Regions from separate parts of the Homo sapiens genome. Here region 2 is linked to region 1. Evidence: chromatin contacts called from ENCODE Hi-C or POLR2A ChIA-PET data. All regions are on one chromosome and are shown on one strand. The core of a region is the stretch at or near the end of the contact, and the rest is flanking DNA. Distances in the headings are between cores, read along the strand shown. Region 1 holds the start of SLMAP (sarcolemma associated protein). Region 2 overlaps DENND6A (DENN domain containing 6A).

Evidence for each region. Hi-C counts contacts between places; a loop is a spot of excess contacts on that map. ChIA-PET counts read pairs that join two places held with the same protein, here RNA polymerase II (POLR2A). Pooled maps may share reads with other maps.
Region 2: a map of B cell shows a loop between it and region 1 (11-fold over the local background). The contact joins the enhancer-like site here to the promoter of SLMAP in region 1. A Hi-C loop is called at or near these places in 7 of 168 maps with a recorded cell type or tissue (B cell, CD14-positive monocyte, CD8-positive, alpha-beta T cell and 4 more), 21 of 37 single-sample maps with no recorded cell type and 11 of 50 pooled maps. POLR2A ChIA-PET finds 5 or more read pairs at or near these places in 16 of 52 experiments (AG04449, B cell, BJ and 12 more).

Annotation. Positions count from the first base shown.
Region 1 is chr3:57,754,991-57,757,606 of GRCh38, reverse strand. SLMAP (sarcolemma associated protein) reads right to left here and starts at 1,298. Exons shown (of 25, transcript NM_001377540.1): 1 at 1,265-1,298; 2 at 1-1,059. RefSeq lists a silencer at 561-840 and enhancers at 388-1,289, 1,211-1,390, 1,421-1,700, 1,290-2,192.
Region 2 is chr3:57,670,032-57,672,647 of GRCh38, reverse strand. DENND6A (DENN domain containing 6A) reads left to right here. Exons shown (of 20, transcript NM_152678.3): 2 at 210-248; 3 at 350-392. Among named protein-coding and RNA genes, the nearest start is that of DENND6A, 22 kb to the left of the region's middle. Within about 2 kb of position 1,291, at least 7 of the 41 ENCODE cell types and tissues checked have a DNase peak (open chromatin) inside an H3K27ac peak, as active enhancers do; they include B cell, CD14-positive monocyte, CD8-positive, alpha-beta T cell and 2 more, where a contact is called at or near this core.

The sequences.
Region 1 (2,616 bases), core at 49-2,548:
TTCCTCCGGATCCGGACTGCCCTTCACAAGCCTATGCCCCTATCCCACCCAAAATTTTAAATTAACACAAACTGCACATTGTCTAAGCATAACCAGTGAACATCAACTCTTCACTTGGGTGGGAAGACAAGCCAGCGCAAGCCCCATCACCTCCTTTAAAACGCTGCAACGCCGTGATCACAAAAAGTCCCCAACTGGCAGCTTTCAGTCCATCTTCTTCTCTGGGAAGAAAAGGCTCAAACATCGGGCAGCTTCGGCCAAGAAAACTCCTGGAACACAGTTTGGGGACTGGAGGTATCCAAGCAGATGAGTCACACGCCAATTCTTGTGTTTGGTTTGAGATCGCGGCCGCTTTTCCCCCTTGGTGGCGGAAACGTTGCAGCACTGCAGCATGAATGAAGGGTCGGTTCGGCGCGGCCAGGAAAGTCCTTTTGGGCCGAAGGAAGGTGTGGCTGGGCACCTCTGGGCAGCCACCGCCAGTCCTCGCCCGGAGTGAAGGGGCGAGAGGTGACGGAGACGGAGGGGCTCTAGACGGCCGGCGGGACAGTCTGCATCGCCCCTGCTGAGCGGAGGCCGCCCCGGGAAGGGGGACGCGGTCCCCGGCCTGGCACGATCCGAGACGGCGGTGGCTGAGGTTCTCCGCGCGAGGCGTGGAGGCCGGCGGGGCGCGGGCAGTGGCCAAGTCGGGACTCCTGGGCACCTGGCGAGCGTCCCCGCGACCAGGGCGGGGACCCGGCTCCGCAGGCCGGTGCGGACCGAGCGAGGCGCGACACCGGGAGGCTCGAGTTCCCAGGCGGCAGGAAGTTGGTCCCCGGACGCCTAGGCTTCTGGGCCGCCGCTCAGCACATGGGCCGCCTCCCCTCAGGGTCGCCCCCGCGAGGGTCGCATCTCAGGGACGGCAGCCGCAGCTCCCGGCGGACGAGAAGGTGGGGGAGGGAGACTGGCCCGGAGGTTGGGGAGAGGCCTTGAGGCCCCGGGCTGGATCCGCCGCAGCCTCCACCGATCGCGGCCGATGGGGCAAGCTCAAGCTGCGCCCGACGAGGCAGGAAACTTTCCGACCTGGTGGGGAAAACATCAAAACAAACGGCCGTCAGGCGCCTCAGCCCGCCCGCCTCAGCCGTCGCCCCCTCCAGCCAGACCCCCGCCAGCCCACACCGCTAGGCACGACCTCCGCCGACCTCTCCGCAAGCAGGCTACGAGGATTTGGAGCCAGGACGCCACGACGGGTCCTACCTCCCTAGCCGCCACCACCGCCTCAGCTTACCTTGCCAGCGCCGGCCGCCATAGTGACTCTGACTGAAACCTACCCGGTGCACCGCCACGGGAACGCGCACCCTTCAAGGGCCCTCCTACCCCCTCTCCCGCGCCGTAGTCCAGGAATGTCACGTGAACGACGCCACGGAAGCCGTGTTGGTAGAGGGCAGAAAAAAGGGCAAGGTAATTTTTAACGGGCCTCCAGGCGCCATCTTAGTTAAGGGCTGGAAGCTTCAAACCTCGGGACAACCTTAACGACCATTTTGGTTAAGGGCAAGAACAATTTGCGCCGTAGAAGGTTTTTCAAACAAACAGTGCCACCTTCTTATTTTATCTACTTAGCAAGGGGGTGCCAACTTTTACTAAATTTTATTCTGTTTAATTCTCGATGAAAATACTAGCGAGCAAAAGAACAGACCCAGCCAAAGGAGATGGTCATTAGCAGCCATCTTAGCTGTGGGCAACACAGTCACCCGCAGCTACCTTAAGTGTGAGCCGCCAAACTCCCTGAAGTCTTAGGATTTGTGCACCTAACAGAAGGACCATTCTCCCCTCTGCTAAATTCGTTATGTTTTCTTCCCGGAAAAAAAAAATCTTAGTTCCCGCATTCCATTTCGAATGACAGTCTTTCTCACTGAACCTATTATGTGCCCCCAGGGCTCCTGCGCGGATTCTTCCACAGAAGGAGCGTCCAGAAAGTTTAAAATCATGTTTCTTCCAAAGAGAGATTGAATAATTTCCAAAGTGAAAAAAGAGGGTATTTCCCCCACTTACAATATCAAGATGAGGAGTCATTGGTCTAAAGAAGGAAGACTTTGCAAGGGCTAAATGAAAACTTTAAGAAAAAATAGTGAGAAGGAGACTTACTCATTTAGAATCAAAGGTGACTTCATTCTTCAGATTCCTGCAATAACAGGCTCCACCACTGTGTGACCTTAAGCAAGTTTCTAAACTTTTTCAAGCCTCTTTTTTCTCATGGATGACATGTTAATAATAGTTAATTCACTTGATGTGGTGAGACTTCAAAATGTTAATCCATGTTGTTCAATAAAGAGTAGCAATTAGGCCGGGCGCGGTGGCTCACGCCTGTAATCCCAGCACTTTGGGGGGGCCGAGGCAGGCGGATCACCTGAGGTCGGGAGTTTGAGACCAGCCTGACCAACATGGAGAAACCCCGTCTCTACTAAAAATACATAATTAGCCGGGCGTGGTGGCGCATGCCTGTAATCCCAGCTACTTGGGAGGCTGAGGCAGGAGAATCACTTGAACCCGGGAGGCGGAGGTTGCGGTGAGCCAAGATCGCGCCATTGCAGTCCAGCCTGGGCAACAAGAGTGAAACTGTCTCTCCAAAAAAAAAAAAAA
Region 2 (2,616 bases), core at 42-2,541, 85 kb after region 1:
CCACACCTGGCTAATTTTTGTAATTTTAGTAGAGACGGGGTTTCGGCATGTTGGCCAGGTTGGTCTTAAACACCTGACCTCAAGTGATCCGCCTGCCTTGGGCTCCCAAAGTGCTGGGATTACCAGCGTGAGCCACCGTGCCTGGCCTATAATATGTTTATAACTAATGTTTATAATATGTTTAACAAAATTTAACTCTTTTCTTCCAGGTAATTTATCCTCAGCATTCCAAACTTACTGACAGAGAAGTAAGTAAAAATACTGCTCTGTATAGTTTACTGTTATATTTCTGTTTGTTTTTATTGATTATGTATGTGTCAGCATACATCACTTTTGTTTTCTTTTTCAGAAAACCAATATTTGCTATTTGTCTTTTCCAGATTCAAATTCAGGTAACTGTTTTTCATACAGTGTTTCTGTTTAATTTTATACTAAGAATACTGGTTATACTGTTAATGTATGAAAATTGATTGAAATAGCATATTAGATTGCAAACAGATCAATGATTTTTATTCCTATTTTAATGATGCCTAGTCATGTCATCGTTGATTTTAGTAGCTTCAACTCTTAAAATAACTGTTATGGTGTGATGAGGTAAACCATCAAGGAACAATAAACTCTTAAAATAGTGAAGAGGTTGAAAATCAGCGACATTGGTATATTTGGGATTCGTGGAGTATGTATTAAATAGTTTATATAGTATGTAGTTTACTTTCAGTTCAGAATTTGGGAGCTTACCAGGAACTCTGTAAAAGCAGTGAACCTAAAAAAAGCCAGGATAAATTTGGTTAGGAAGCAAGGCCATAAGTTACGTGCAGTAGTTTATATGGGTTAATATAGGTAAAGCCTTGGCGTAGTGCTTGGTGTATAGAAAAAAACATACAAGGGTCTGTTTATTGTTGAGCTTGGTTTTGTTAGTCTCTTTCAAGCTCTTCCTTTTGTGTGGTCCTAATCGTTGACATCCTTCAGGTTACCTCTTGTGTTTCACTTTCAAACTAGCTTTTCTTGGCTTATAGTGACCAAAACATTTAGCTTCTCAGGCCACACACAGTTATAACCCTATAGCAGAGACAGTCTAGTTTTCTTTCCTTTTGTGGTTACTTCCTTTTTTTTTTTTTGAGATGGAGTCTCGCTCTGTCACCCAGGCTGGAGTGCAGTGACGCGATCTCAGCTCACTGCAAGCTCCGCCTCCCGGGTTCACACCATTCTCTCACCTCAGCCTCCCGAGTAGCTGGGACCACAGGCGCCTGCCACCAGTCCCGGCTAATTTTTTGTTTTTGTATTTTTAGTAGAGACGGGGTTTCACCATGTTAGCCAGGATGGTCTCGATCTCTTGACCTCGTGATCTGCCCACCTCGGCCTCCCAAAGTCCTGGGATTACAGGCGTGAGCCACCACACCCGGCCGGTTACTTCTAATATTGTGCTAGTTAGTTCATTTAATCTGATTTGAGAGATTTGACAGTTAAACAAAATTTTTTTTAGCATTTTCTCCTTTCTGTATAAATGCTTCCAGAATTTTTTTCCTATCCATTTGGAACTCAGCTTTGGTGAACTATATGAAAGAAAAGTGGTATCTTGGTAAATTAGATACTGCCTTTTAGAGATCCCAGTAAGGGGTTTTTTCTGACCTGGAATTATTTTGGTGTTTTTGACCCATTTATGAAATAATGATGCAGAGGTCTTGTAGGAATGTATCTTCATTTCAGTTAACATTTTTCTTATAAAATCTGTACATACACTTCTTATATACTGTGATGGGTTAGATTTCCAGGTCTCAGAGTAAGCTGAGTTGTATGGATTGCAGAATGAACTGACTTTCTGCATGGAATCCCAGTGAATTATGCTGGATGCTCTTCTCTTTCAGATCATAGCTGGTTGTCATGGCTCCTCTCTCTTTTTCACTTCTCTATATGAGCATGAAGGGGATCAGAATATACCACCCCCAAATATACCACTTTGGCTTAAGAATTATTTTGAGTTGAAGGCAACTGAGAAACAGCAGATGCAAAAAGAGCCCTTTACCCTCCCCCTATATGCCTAAAAGCAGGACATACATTTCCTTTTGTGAAGGTGTCACCCCTTCCCTTTCCCATACCAGGAAGAGGAGAAAATTCTGAATCACCAGAGAAAACTCTTTATCACTGGAGATGGTACCAGCTTAATTCTGCATAAATAAGCCTTGCTAAAATAACCCTTATCTTTCATTAGTTTTACCCATATGTTTACCTTCCCACAGATTACCACCCCTAGAAGTCCAAATCCTTTTTCCTTTGTCTGCATTTTAGTTTCTTTTGTTAAAATGGTATCTAAGCTCCCAAGTTTAACCACCTCTTTGGGTTTTTACTTTTTTTCTCTGAAGCCTTTGTATGCATTCGAACTAAATCTTTTCTCGTTAATCTGTTGTCTGTTTATTTCACAGGCCCCAGTTAGTGAACCTAAGATGGTAGAGGAAAAGTCCCCCGCATGCATACATCAAGGCTAAGAAGTTAATTCTGTGGTGTTTAGATAGCCTATATCTAGTTTTATAGCCTCTGCATGTGTCATTATCAAAAAAATTTTTAAGTACTTTTGGCTTATGAATGACCTACAGATTTTTTTTTTCTTTTTTCTTTTTT